3 separate regions of the Homo sapiens genome follow, and all the other regions are linked to region 3. A link is a contact called in ENCODE Hi-C or POLR2A ChIA-PET data. All regions are on one chromosome and are shown on one strand. Each heading gives the region's core, a stretch centred on a gene start or an enhancer-like site at or near the end of the contact. The rest is flanking DNA. Distances are from core to core; before and after follow the strand shown. Region 1 has its middle 17 kb from the start of RNF19B. Region 2 overlaps PHC2 (polyhomeotic homolog 2). Region 3 holds the start of TRIM62 (tripartite motif containing 62).

The links. A loop is a pair of places that touch in the nucleus more often than their neighbours do. ChIA-PET counts read pairs that join two places held with the same protein, here RNA polymerase II (POLR2A). Pooled maps may share reads with other maps.
Region 1: a pooled map shows a loop between it and region 3 (5-fold over the local background). The contact joins the enhancer-like site here to the promoter of TRIM62 in region 3. A Hi-C loop is called at or near these places in 1 of 37 single-sample maps with no recorded cell type and 4 of 50 pooled maps. POLR2A ChIA-PET finds 5 or more read pairs at or near these places in 5 of 52 experiments (CD4-positive, alpha-beta memory T cell, MCF 10A, WTC11 and 2 more).
Region 2: a map of dorsolateral prefrontal cortex shows a loop between it and region 3 (2.0-fold over the local background). The contact joins the enhancer-like site here to the promoter of TRIM62 in region 3. A Hi-C loop is called at or near these places in 8 of 168 maps with a recorded cell type or tissue (B cell, CD14-positive monocyte, CD4-positive, alpha-beta T cell and 5 more), 7 of 37 single-sample maps with no recorded cell type and 15 of 50 pooled maps. POLR2A ChIA-PET finds 5 or more read pairs at or near these places in 9 of 52 experiments (CD4-positive, alpha-beta T cell, GM10248, GM12878 and 6 more).

What each region holds. Positions count from the first base shown.
Region 1 is chr1:32,979,916-32,984,286 of GRCh38, forward strand. It overlaps the pseudogene RPL18AP4. Among named protein-coding and RNA genes, the nearest start is that of RNF19B, 17 kb to the left of the region's middle. RefSeq lists enhancers at 530-1,146, 650-1,849. Within about 2 kb of position 1,421, at least 33 of the 41 ENCODE cell types and tissues checked have a DNase peak (open chromatin) inside an H3K27ac peak, as active enhancers do.
Region 2 is chr1:33,364,808-33,369,392 of GRCh38, forward strand. It overlaps PHC2 (polyhomeotic homolog 2), which reads right to left. Exons shown (of 15, transcript NM_001385109.1): 6 at 3,729-3,815; 7 at 2,309-2,621. Among named protein-coding and RNA genes, the nearest start is that of PHC2-AS1, 17 kb to the left of the region's middle. RefSeq lists enhancers at 1-539, 1,928-2,831. Within about 2 kb of position 2,893, at least 11 of the 41 ENCODE cell types and tissues checked have a DNase peak (open chromatin) inside an H3K27ac peak, as active enhancers do; they include dorsolateral prefrontal cortex and psoas muscle, where a contact is called at or near this core.
Region 3 is chr1:33,180,660-33,185,424 of GRCh38, forward strand. TRIM62 (tripartite motif containing 62) reads right to left here and starts at 1,384. Exons shown (of 5, transcript NM_018207.3): 1 at 366-1,384. The coding sequence starts at 773. It also overlaps a transcript of ZNF362 not described here. RefSeq lists an enhancer at 1-76 and silencers at 159-358, 949-1,018, 1,249-1,558.

The DNA.
Region 1 (4,371 bases), core at 171-2,670, 200 kb before region 3:
TGGGTGGTGGCAAAGGTGGACAGAAAGCCATGAAGGCCTTGGGCACACAACAAGAGTACAAGGTGGTGTGTCACTGCCTGCCCACCCCCAAATGCCACACACTGCCCCTCTACCACATGCAAATCTTTGCGCCTAATCATGTAGTCGCCAAGTTCCACTTCTGGTACTTCCTATCTCAATTAAAGAAGATGAAGAAGTCTTCAGGGGAGACTGTCAACTGTGGGCAGGTGTTTGAGAAGTACCCACTGTGGGTGAAGAACTTTGGCATCTGGCTGCGCTATGACTCCCGGAGCAGCACCCACAACATGTACAGGGAATACCGGGACCTAACCACCATGGGCGCTGTCACCCAGTGCTACCAAGACATGGGCACCCAGTACCGCGCCCGGGCCAACTTCATCCAGATCATGAAGGTGGAGGAGATTGCGGCCAGCAAGTGCTGGTGGCCAGTTGTCAAGCAATTCCACGACTCCAAGATCAAGTTCCTGCTGCCCCACTTGGTGCTGTGCCATCAGCAGAAGCCACGCTTCACCAGGAGACCCAACACCTTCTTCTAGGTACAGGGCCCTCGCCCGGCTGTGCCTCAAATAAACTCAGGAACACCCTGGTGGGGAAAAAAAAAAGTTAGCTGGGCATGGTGATAGGTGCCTGTAATCCCAGCTACTCGAGAGGCTGAGGCAGGAGGATCGCTTGAACCCAAGAGGCGGAGGTTGCAGTGAGCCGAGATCGCACCACTGCACTCCAGCTTGGGTGACAGAGTGAGACTCTGTCTCAAAAAATAAAAAAAAAGAAATACTCTCAGCAGGGGTTTGTCCTGGGCACTGGCATCACACAGAGAGGAAGTGAGAGCTCATCCAGGATTAAAAACAAGAATCACCATTTCTGAAGGATTCCTCTGAGCCCAGTTCCTTGTTCCTTCATAGCCATTGATATGCATATCTCATTTAATCCTCAAAATCAGTTTAGGAGAAAAATTATTTCACAGCTGAGGAAACCAAAGATCCTGAGACTTAGAGAGGTTACATTACTTGCCCAGGGACACACAGCTAGAAAGTGATGGAGGCAGGATTTGAATCCAGATCTAAGTGACTTCATAGTTTGTAAATTTTTAACCTCTGAACTTTGCCCTTCCAGTTGCAAGATGCTGATGCATTCCTGTATTTCCAGCTCTTCACACACAGGCACTCATCGATATTAGCACTGCCTAGAGAAGCCAGTGAGGTAAAGATCATTGTCCCATTTTCCAGGTGAGAAAATTAAGGCCAGAGAGGGGACTTGCTCAGTGTGGTCAGCTGAGAAGTAGTGGCATTCCTTCTAGAATCCAGGTCTCCTTTCTTGCCTCTGGCAGCCTTCCTCCTTCCTATACTTTCTGCCAACTGCTGAGGCTTCCGTCTCGAAACAAATGACTCAAGGTAAATCACTGGTTGGACTTCCCCTTTCTCAAAATACAGGAAGTCTGTGTTGTTTGCAGTCCCTGTGGGTGAACAGTTTCAGCTCAGTTACGAAGTAGGCTGGGCCACATAGAGGACTGGGTCCTGCTGGGGCAGGGTTCCAGGCTACTGGGGCTGGCACCGCTGCATTTTTCCTTCCTAAGAGTCATGTCAGTGTGTCTGTCAAGTCAGGCTTGACGTCTTACCCCAAAAAGCCTGCTGTACTATTATGAAATTTAGAAAAATGAGCCCAAGAGGGAGGGGCCCTGTCAATAATTAATAATAACAACTATTATTTCATGTTTATGGCACATTAACCTTCCTACCAGGCACTGTGCTAAGTGGCTGACACGTGAACCCATTTGAGCCCCGTAACAGCCCTAGTAATAAGGTTCTATAGCTTTGGAGCCAAATAACACTAGATACAAATCACAGAAATGCCACTTTCCAGCTGTGTGACATCAGGGACATTATTTACATTCATTCAGTAAATACTTTTGAGCACTTACTATGTGCCATATTTCAGTGAACAGAACAAAGATCCCTGCTCTCTTGTGATGTTTACATTCTACAAGGTAAAGCAAAGTGTAAACATAATAAATATAATAAATTATAAATACACATAAATAAACTGTGTTAGAAAGTGGTAAGGGGAAGATACAGTAGAGCAGGGAGGAGACAAGGAGTGCTGATGCAGCATCAGTGCAGGGAAGAGGCAGGATGAGTTGTTAAACAGTGGTGTCAAGGAAGGTCTTGCTGAGAAGGTGCTATGCATACAAAACTTTAAGGAGGTGAGGGAGTTAGCCATGTAGGTAACTGGGGAAACCCTTATTAAGCAGAAGGAACAGCCAAAGCAAACGCCCTAAGTGTGCTTGGTGGTTCCAAAGAGTAGCCAGGGCCGGGTGCAGTGGCTCACACCTGTAATCCCAGCACTTTGGGAGGCCAAGGTGGGCGGATCACAAGGTCAGGAGTTCAAGACCATCCTGGCCAACATGGTGAAACCCATCTCTACTAAAAATACAAAAATTAGCTGGGCATGGTAGCGCGCCCCTGTAGTCCCAGCTACTCGGGAGGCTGAGGCAGGAAAATCGCTTGAAACCGGGAGGCGGAGGTTGCAGTGAGCCGAGATCGCACCACTGCGCTCCACCCTAGTGATAGAGCAAGACTTTGTCTCAAAAACAACAACAACAACAAACAAACAACAACAACAACAACAACAACAAAAACAAAGAGCAGCCAGGAGGCCAGTATGGTTGAACAGTGAGCCAGGGAGAGAGTCCTCCCTACCCATAATGTTGCCCCAGTGATTCTTTCTTATACTTTGTTCTGTGTTTCCTTCCTTGCTCTTCTCATAATTTCCAAGTATTTAGTTTACTTGAGTGTTTGCTTATTTCTTGTTCTTTTCCTCCACTAGCCCTAAGTTCCTTAAAGTCAGAGAACATATTAGTTTTACTTGGTGTTGACCACAGAGCCTGGGACATAAAAAGCACTTAAAGTTGAATTAATGAATAAACCATCCATCCATCCATCCATCCATCCATCCATCCATCCATCTAGTCACAGTTATGATAGAATCTTCCCATCATGTAGATGGGAAATAGTAATTTCTCAGGGTAACTCTGGTTACCCTGAGAGTTCTAGTTCAGGACATTAGCAAGAGAGTTAAACTGCCTGGGTTCCAGTTCTGGTTCTACTGTTTACTGGTTGTGTGATCTCAGGCAAGTTAAGAAAAAAACCTCTCTGTGCATCAGTTTCCATATCTATCAACTGGCAAAATAGTAGTATCATTCTCTAAGGGAGGGTTGTAAGCAGTGTAAACAGCACCAGGGGTATAGTGCTTATGTATGTGTTTTCCCTATGCAGTCTAGCCATGAGCGTGAGGAATCCACTTCCTTCCTCCTGTACCAGATCCCAAAAGGGCAGAGAGAAGGGCAAGGGGTGCCACGGTGAGTGAGGCTACAGAAAATCCCTAATGCGTGCTGCCACATCTGTGCTGTGTGTTGGCAACTGGGGGTGGCCCTAGGGTCTTCACTGAAGTGGCATTCTGGGGATACTGTTCTTGATGTGTAGCCCCCAGCCTGATCCTCTGGCCTTTTTCTGCTAGACAATCTTTAGTGGAATCTTACTGCTTGCAGTTGAGAAAGTTGACTGATACAGATGTTAATACTGAATACCTATTTCTTTTTTTTCTTCTTGAGACGCAGTCTGGTTCTGTCGCCCAGGGTGGAGTGCAATGGCGCGATCTCAGCTCACTGCAATCTCCACCTCCCGAGTTCAAGTGATTCTCCCACCTCAGCCTCCCAAGTAGCTGGGATTATAGCACCTGCCATCATGCCCAGCTAATTTTTGTATTTTTAGTAGAGATGGGGTTTCACCGTCTTGGCCAGGCTTGTCTCCAACTCCTGACCTCAGGTGATCCGCCTGCCTCGGCCTCCCAAAGTGCTGAGATTGCAAGTGTGAGCCACCACGCGTGGCCCTGAATACCTATTCCTATGCCTGATACCTTACATTCATATTTTTATTTTTTTTTGAGATGAAGCTCCGCCTCCCGGGTTCACGCCATTCTCCTGGCTCAGCCTCCCGAGTAGCTGGGACTACAGGTGTGGCTAATTTTTTGTATTTTTAGTAGAAACGGGGTTTCACCATGTTAGCCAGGATGGTCTCGATCTCCTGACCTCGTGATCCGCCCACCTCGGCCTCCCAAAGAGTTGGGATTACAGGCGTGAGCCACTGCGCCTGGCCTACATTCATTATTTCATTAACTCTTTACACAGACCTGAGAGGCAGACATTAACCCCATTTTACAGATGAAAGAACCAGCTCAGAGAGGTGGAGTAACTTGATCAAGGTCATGTAGCCAATGACTGGCAGAGCCAGGGTTCAGGCCCAGGGTGATTCCTAAATTGCTCTCTCAATGTGATTAAAGGCCCCAGCAGGATTT
Region 2 (4,585 bases), core at 1,643-4,142, 190 kb after region 3:
TCCATAGAAAGTTCTGTGGAGCCACTGGTCTCTGTACTGCATTCTAGCCAGGCACTGTTAGCCTTAGGCCCTCGGGCCTCAAGCCTGTCACCTGCTGGTGTTTACCTTTACATGGGGTCTCCACCAGACTCTGCAAACCCTCAATAGGCTTAGACCCCCCAGATACTTTCAGCTTTGGGTCAGAAACAGGAAAGGCTGAGGAGGCCCCAGATTACTGTAAGAACTGAGAGGGACGATCTGGCTTGAGATGAAGAACAGTGTTTGACTCAGCCAGCTATGGCCCCCAGTCCTGCCACTTACTACTTAGGTGACTTTGAGTGCGTGACGGATGTGGTAAGCTCCTGGAGAACCTCTCTGAGCTTCAGTTTGCTCATCTGTAAAATGGATAAAGACAGCTACCGGACAGGGATCTTTCCAGGGTTTAAAGAAGCGTGATGCATACAATGCAGGGCACGTTATCTAGCACACGACGGACGTCCTGTGAGTGCTGGTCCCGTTTCTGTCCAGTTTTCTTGAGAACTGAGTTGCCTAGCAGCCTTAGGAGGAACCCAAGAACTAGTCTTTCTTTTGAACAGTGTTAGAACTTGGGGGGCTGGCTTAGATTTAGAGAGAGGTTACATTTCGGCCTGGGCTGGAAGGGGGTTCTCAGGAAGGCCTGAGACGCAGATGGTCCGCCAGGGCATGCGGATTGAATGAGAAACTAGAAGAAGTGCTCATCTGGGGTCTCAGCTGTAGTCCAAGCTGCTTTCAACGCATTGAAAGAGCCCCCAGTCTACCCTTCTGAGCCTCACTTTCTTTTTCCATAAAAGGAAGAGGCTGGGCCACTTTCTGGAGAAAGCCATGCCAGACAGTGAGAAACATCTGAAGCCACAGGGCCGTGAGGCCTCCGTGGGGAGGTGCCTTTCTTGGCTCAGCGGTGACCACTGGAATGCAGCGACTGACCCTTTGCCCCTGGGTGACTTCTGAAGCCTCAAGAAGGTGAATGAGGGATTTTGACCCCGTTTCCTCCTAACTCAGTGCCATGTGCGCTGCTTTGCTTTTCTCTGCCTGGGAACCTTCCCCACTCTGTCTGTCAGGTCACATGCTCGTGCCGCAAGGCTCATGTGCCATGTCCTCTGAAGGACGGCATCTCTGACCCATTCTGCCTGACAGGCAGCTGACCATCTGTGCCCACACTGTACCTGGTACTTAGTCCTAAAATAGAATTTATGAAGTGGAATGGATTTGCTTCTATATCTGGTTCCCTTCTTTTGACTGCACACTCTAGGGAAAAATAAAAATCCTATCTTATTTTGACAAAGATGTATTGAGATATATTCTTGATGTATTTTCTCAAGAAAAAACCCCACAGATTAGATTGGATGGTAAAATGGTTTGAGAGAGGACTGAGGTTAGTGGTTGTCTCAGGGATGCGATCAGCGTGACCCTCTCTTTAATGCAAAGCCATGTGCTTCGCCACTCTATTTATTTCTATGGTAAAACAGGGTGGTCTTGTTACCTAGATCGATAGGCCTGGCTTCTTGGGCTCTTGGCAGATTTTCCCATTAAAGATTGCCTACAATGGGCAGCACAGGGAGAGTTTTAGTAGGCAGGGAAAGGGGTCTAGCAGGGCATGTGGATTCATCGGACCTGCCTCACAAGCAAGCTCCTAGATTTATTCTCAAGTGTTACCCTCACTAGCAAGCCTTTCCTAGCTCCTCTCCTCAAGCCACATAGCTCTTCTGTTCTGACAGTGTTCAGAGCTTAGATCTATTATGGCATATGCACTGCACTCTCTGTCTCCCCAGCTACACTGTGGAGGGCAGGACCTGAGTCTCATTTATCTCTGCACACCTAGAATTGGCAACATGATTGGCAAATACTAATCAACAAATGCTTGCTGAATGATGAGAAAAATAAACTTCCTACATTCCCATCTCTCTGTCTGGTTCTTACATGCTTCTGGCTAGCCCCTGGCCTTTTTGCTGAGTCTTGGAGAATTTCAAAATAGTTCAACTGCCTGCCTCCAGCCACTCCAGGTTGTGCCCACAGCTCCACCGCTGTGGCTGCGTACCCTGATTCATCGCTGTGCCTACAGTGCAGAAGGACTCCTTTATTCCAACTAACATGGCTGCCCTGCGTAAAGTTAGACCAGAAGCATGGCACAGAGCCAGGAGCTGATGGACATTTTGAGATAGGGAGGGAGGAGAGAGAGATCCATGGCTGGTATCTTTGCAAATCCATGGGAAAAAGGAAAGTGTGAAAGTCTCCTCCTGACTCACGGCCCTGAGTTTTCTGGGAAAGGATTCCTGCTTCCTGAAGACCTTACCTGGTGCAATGAGGGGGTGGGCAGCCACAGCAGGAACCGTCCGGCTGAGCCCAGCCCGGCCTTCCATGCTCCCTGGCACACTGCTGTTGCCATCTCCTTTCTTGTGTGGCTCCATCACACTGTCAGCTATGCCAGGCTTGGCACCTGCAGGGGAAGCCTGAGCAGTATTTCTGCTCTGTGCTGGGGTAGGCAGAGGCTGGCTACCGCCCGGCGTGGGTTTCAGGGCCAAGCTGGGCAGGACAGGCTGAGTGGGGGTGGGGCCCGAGGCTGCTGCCGCTGGTGTCTGCTGTGTTCGGAGGGTCAAGTTCTGTACCTGGAAAAGAGGGGTCTGTGGGAGTCCAGAGAATGTGGCAGGAGCAATGCCAGTATACAACTAAGAGGGAGAGAGGGATGGATCCAGGAATGGCTGAATAGAACAGGAGGTTGTCAAATCAGAGAGAGAGAATGTGTTAGGGGCTAGAAGAGGAACCAGAAGCACGTGGAGTTGCTAAAGAGGGCCAGAGGGTTCGCTGTGACTGCATCCAGCAGCAGAAGAGGCTGAGTTCTGAGAAGGACCTGCTGCCCAGCTGGGCGGGCAGGGGTGGGGAGGCCAGGCTCTGTCCCTTCTGTTGCCCTCCCTCCTCCCCAACACTTTCAGGATTGGATGCACACCACCCAGAAATAATTCCCAGTGAGGGGGAGCATGGGGCTTCCCACACTGGAAAAGGCCAGGGCAAAAGTGGAAGTTAACTGACCAGGAAGGCCACCGGGCAAATATCTTGTCTCAGAATAAGGTTGCCACCGGCTCTTCCAAGACGGCCGGCATGCTTACTCAGCCCGGTCCCTGGCGCCCTCTGCTGGACACAGGGAGGCTGTGCCAGACTCTGAAAATCCGGCTACCAGCCCTGTCCCATCACCCTCCCCATTCCGTAGATGAGGATGGGGAGATGCGAGTGCTAGGGGTTCCTTCCCCGGCTGCCCACAGAATCTTCCCAGCCACGGTAGTATCTGTGCGCTCCTAGCAGAGCAGGACACGTCTCTGCTCCCTCTTACATGTCATTTTTCTCGAGTCCTAGCAGCACTACCGTGTGTAACCGGAGCGGGACTTTCCACTTATGAAGCAGCAGCAGCCAGACCAGCTATGCTGGGGCAGGTGTAAAGTATGGAGGGTAGCACAGCCCACCCCTCCCTGGCAAATCATGCTGGCCTCAGCAGGCTGCCCTCTGGCTCCTGACCTGTGTTTGAGGGAACGAAACAGAGCCAGGAGGGACTGAGGCCTTCTGGAACAGGGTAGACGCGCAGGCCTGGGGGCATTGGGGTGTCCTGTCTCCCGCCTGCTTTCCTAGCTGATCCCGGCCTCTCCTTGTGCCCCTCCCCAGTATCAGTGCCCCTCTACAGGGGTGCCCACCCCCCTGCCCTCCCACAAGCATGGAGTCCTCACCTGGGCGGGGGTGGGGGGCCGGGCGGGGGAGCCAGTGCCGAGCTCAGGCTGCACAGTAGCGACGGTGGCCGTGGGCGTGAAGATGAGCTGAGGGGACAAAGGAACAGTGCCGCCTAGGCTCCTAGCTACCTGCACCAGGTTACCTGGCTGGGCCTGGAATCACAGGAAACGAGGCGCCTTTTACCTGCTCGATGTGGACTCAGCCACAGGACACAACTGTTTAGCCCAGGAGCGGCTATGAGGAAGGGCAGGACAGTAGAAGCAGAAAGGAAGGGGGAGTCCAAGGGGAGCGCCTGCCTTTCTCTAGAGGCTCGTTGCATCCTGACCCAGGCTGGGTGCAGGGGTGGGTGGGGAGAGCCGCTCTGGGGCTACACCAAAGCCGAGTTCCCTTCAGAACCCTCTGTGAGGGGCTCATCCTAGAGGAGACCGATATCCCCAGGATACGCTGAAGCCACCACCTCCTTAGCGTCCTGGGAAGCGAGATGGATGCCCTAGGACCACCTTCCAGGTCTAACCCACTGCTGAACCCAGGGCTGAGCCAAGATGAGACTGCCCTCCAGGGGATCAAGTTCGATGTATCCTTTTGGTCATTTTCTAGTCAAAGTTAGATTCAGAGGGGCCTAGAGACAACAACAGCAGAGGAAGCGGACCGCCTGGAGCCGTCCTCATGTCTGAATCCCATCCTGCAGGGTGCAGGATCCATGGTGTTCTCTGCATGACACCTCGACCTCCGTGGGAGTCTAGCTCTGCATCAGTGTGGATGTGCTGGTGCCTTGACAGGGTGCTTTCCCTAGAACTCTGCGATAGCGCAGCTGTGCTTTTTCCTCTGTGGGTGTATGCCCTGCTCTGGGGAGGGA
Region 3 (4,765 bases), core at 134-2,633:
GATTCCGGTTCGTCCACAACCCTGCCCCAGCCCAGTATCTGGTCCAGTTCTGATCTCACTTGTTTCCGCCATCCCATCCGCATCCCCGACTTCTCCCTAACCGCGGACCAGCCGGTACTCCAGGTCTGTCTCAGATCCCTCAGGGTCCGGACTGCCCAAGGCCCCGCCCCCACGGCCCCGCCATGCGGCGGCCCCGCCCCTCCCTGCCCCGCGTTACTCCTGATAGGGCCCTGACCTTGCTGGCGGCCCCGCCCCAGGACCATTCTGACTGGGCCTGGCCCGCGGTCCAGCCCTGACCCCACCCCCCGCCCGGCCCCACCTCCAGCCCGGCCCCGCCCCTTCCCCAGGCAGGCCGGGTAGCGCACCTGCAGCTCGTCGAAGGCGTCGTCGATGCCGGTGACCTGATGCTGCTCGTGCAGTGCAGGCTCGTCGCAGAAGAAGCAGAGAAGCGCGCGGTCCGTGAGGCAGAAGAGCTTGACCTTGTCGTGCGCCTGGCAGGGTCGCGCGGCGCGGCGCGCGTTGAGGATGGCGTCCAGCGGGAAGGAGCTGTAGCGCTCCACGATGTTGGCCAGCTTGAGGCTGGGCGCCAGCGCGGGCTCGGCGAACGTGCGCCGGCACTCGGGGCAGTCGCGGGCGCCCTGCGCCTCCTGCCGCACCCAGTGCTCCGTGATGCAGCGGCGGCAGAAGTAATGCTCGCAGCCCAGGCTCACCGGGTCCTGGTAGATGCTCAGGCAGATGGAGCACAGCAGCTCGTCCTTGAGGCTGCACGCCATGGCGCCAGGGGCAGCAGAGAGGGGGGCCCGAGGGGCAGGGGGGCGGCTGAGAGAGCGCGGCGCTGTCGGAGGCAGCACCGAGGGCTGGGCGCGGGGACGAGGCCCGCACAGGCAGGGGTAGGAGCTACCGGAGAAGGGAGGGGGTGCTGTCCGGAAGGAGGGTAACGCGAGGAAGGGGTGCGCGGCTGAGACTCCGTGGGACGCCAGCCCGGGAGGGCAGTCTAGAGGTAGTGGGCAGCTCAAGGCGATGGGCGCTGGGAGGAGGCTGTGAGCGGCTGAGGGACGGAGATCCTGACGGGGAGGTTCTAGGGGGCGGGGCAGTCCTAAGGGATAGGAGCTGGGAGAAGGGGATCCCGGAGCGGGGTGGAGCCCTTAAGGGGGTCGAAATCCCGGGGTGGGGGCGGTGCGGGGAGGGCGAGAAGCTGGGGATGGGGAATCCTGGGGGAGGGGGCAGCCAGGCCGAGCCGTACATTGGCTGTGACCGGCAGAGAAGAGGAGGGGTGCCGGCCCGCTCAGCTGCCGGATCCCGGCCCCAAACCCTGGCCCAGCGCGACCCCTTACCCCCGCGAGCTTAGCAGCCACCGCTTCGGTCCAGCGCAGCCTCTCAACCCGGAACCAGCCGAATCCGAGCTGCCGGTGGCCGCGGCTGCCTCCCCGCCCCCGTGGGCGGGACCCAAGCAACTCCGCCCCCGCAGCGGGCGGGGGAGGGGCGGGGCCACCAGCCGGTTGACCCCGCCCCACCCCCACCATCCTCCAGCTCCCAGGGAAGCGAAGCCCAGCTGTTCCTTCGGGGTGTGTACTTGGAACTGCATCCAGGTCTCGCTTAGGGTCCCCGCGGCGAGGCGGAGCAGCTAATTTGAGAGCACAACAAATAAACAAGGAGCATCTTTCTGGATCATCGATTTGAAGATGTAGAAAAAATCATATTTTGTATTAAAACGAACAAGAATATATTTGGAATACAACTTCTGCATAAAATATAAAGATAAAACTCTTGAAATGCCCTGCTTGCTTAGAGCGAGTTCAAGGCCCTCACACTCCTAAGCCCTGGGGTCCCATTTCCTCTTCACTTTCTTAAGGAGTGCTTGGGGAGAAGTTTGGAAAGCCCTGGCTAACATCTGGCCCCGGAGGCTGCCTCCATTGGCAAACAATTCTGGAGTGCTGTATTTGTGTGTGTGTGTGTGTGTGTGTGTGTGTGTGTGTAAGGCGGTGAGGGGTGGAGCAGGAGAGAGGGAGAAAAAGTAATAGGAGAACTTGTCTTGTGTGCCAGATGGAGAGGGGATAAGGGATTTCTAGGCAGAGGAGACAGCCTGTGCAAAAGCATAGAGGCGTGAAAGGGGAGGGCGCAGTGAAGGAAGTGCTAGTAATTCTGTACTGTTGGGGGTGGGGTGGAGAAGGAGCCTGGGTGGGCTGGAGGGCATTGTGGGTCATGGTAAAGAATTTCTTGAAGGCATGGGGCTTTCAGGCAAGGGAATGACCTGGTCCGATTGGGTTTCAGGAAGTCTTGGAGATAATCATTATACCATCTGCAAGGTGAAGAAGACAGGGAGCTTTTCCAATGTGTCTGCGGATGCACAGCACTCAGCACACAGTAAAGGTGTGTAGCTGAATAACCGCATCAACGCCCTGGGTTGCAGGAGGAAGGAAAGACTGGGCACCCCTAAGGTGCTGTTGTCATCGTGCCTGCAGGAGGTGAGACCCGAACTGGGGCCTCAGCAGTGGGTAAGGAGAGAAGACTAGGGTATTGCAAGTACAGACACGGTGACATTTGGTGATGGTTGGATACGGGGGTGAGGGAAATGAGCCATAGAGGGTGGCTACCAGTTTCTGCCTCCTCCAGAAATATCTTCATTGGTGTTAAACTTTATTGAGGTACAGTTTATGAAAAAGCTCTCAGTTTAGTTCTCTATGGTTAACACTTTCTCCATCACACCCTCATCTGGCCCAGAATCTCCATCATTGCGAGAAAAATAGTTGGTTGCTCATGCAACAGCAGTTTCTCAACATTTTCTTATGGGCAGAGCCCTGATTTTGGTCAGGTGGCCCCCTTCCCCAAGTGACCCAAGGAAGGCTGACCCCAGCCCATTTCCAGGAGTGAGTCTTGTTTGGTCCAAGTCCATTATGGTGGTCTCATGGAGTGAGTCTTGTTTGGTCCAAGTCCATTATGGTGGTCTCATTCCTCTTGCCAGTGACGGTTTGGGCAGGTCCAGCCTGAAAAACTAAAGGGGAAGCCTATGGCAGAGAGGGGTTTTCAGGAAATGGTCTCTTTACTTTGCAAAACAGTCTGCCCCCTTTGCTGGGATATGTTTGGTGGCAATGCTTGGAATTGCAACAGCCATCTTGCTCCCAGTCTGAGGATGCAGCAAATACAGAAGGGAGGGCAAGGCCAAGAGAGTCCTAGGGAAGAGAAGCTTTTATTCTGATGCAGAGTCTGGACTTCAGGATATGTGAGATGGTCCATCTTATTGCATAAGCCAGTTTAACAGTAGTGCATTGTCACTTTGCAACCCAGAGAATCCCAACTGATATACTGACGTGCACCCCTAATGAGGGGGTGGGGAAAGTGAACAGGGCAGAGTCTAAATTATTGAAGCATTTGAAATGAAATGAAAAAAAAAAAGGCTTGATGATGGATGAAACAGTGACTTCATTATTCAACATGTATTTACTGATGCTGACTCCAAGCAGGTCTTTGTGAGGAGGTGGAATAAACTATGCTCCTTGCTCCCAAGGAGCTGGCAGTCTAGAGGGCAAAATCAATGAGAAATTCTTATCAGGCACAGTAGGGCTTGCTAAGCATTCTCACATATATTATTGGATTTCAGTCCCAAAGCAGCCTTAACTAGTTTATATTATTATCCCCGTTTTATAGAGGAAGATACCAAGGCTCAAATAAAGGAGATGTGATGGAAATTGCTAGCTGTCCACTAAACTTCATCCTCCTGTTCTTCTATGTAGTAGAGTAGCAGTCGGAGGAATGGCTGGTCCACTAGAGATCATACATCCCAGCTGTTCTTGCAGCCGAGTGAGACTTGGTGACTAAAATCTTTCTAATAGAACATAAATAGAAATAGACCTTAAGGCATGAAGCTTTTGCTCTCCCATGCTCCATTTTCTCTTCTCTTGAGTTGGAACATAGATGTACCAGGGACACAGCTTCAATAATGCTTCAAAAGGGCTGATGGAGCAAAGATATGGGAGGATCCTGGGTTCCTGAATGACTGCATGAAGTACAGCCACCCTGACATGGACTACAGAGTGAGAAGTAAACTTATTTTCTAAGAGCCATTGTATTTTGGGTCTTTTGTTGCAGCAGCCCAGCTTTCTCCATACTATTTTGCAGCTGTTTTTATTATTTATTTATTTGAGATGGAGTCTCGCTCTGTCACCCTGGCTGGAGCACAGTGGCATGATCTTGGCTCACTGCAACCTCTGCCTCCCAGGTCCAAGTGATTCTCCTATCTCAGCCTCCCTAGTAGCTGGGACTACAGGCGCATACCACCATGCCTGGCTAATTTTTGTATTTTTAGTAAAGACAGGGTTTCACCATATTGGTCAGGCTGGTCTCAAACTCCTGACCTCAGGTCATCCAACCGCCTCTGCCTCCCAAAGTGCTGGGAATACAGGCATGAGCCACTGCGCCCAGCCAATTTTGCAGCTGTTTTTAGAAGAGGCTCTGGTACTATTTTACTCTATTGTCTAAATCCTTTCAGTAGATAGTCTTAATATGTAGGTCTAATCTCCTCCAAAGGACATAGTATGTGGTTTTCTCTGGCTGAAAGTCACAGACTCTTTTTTTTTTCTTTTGAGATGGAGTCTTGCTCTGTTGCCCAGGCTGGAGTGAAGTGGTGCAATCTTGGCTCACTGCAACCTCCACCTCCCAGCCTCAAGCAATTCTTGTGCTTCAGCCTCCCGAGTAGCTGGGATTACAGGTGCCCGCCACCACGCCAAGCTAATTTTTGTATTTTTAGTAGAGAGGGGGTTTCACCATG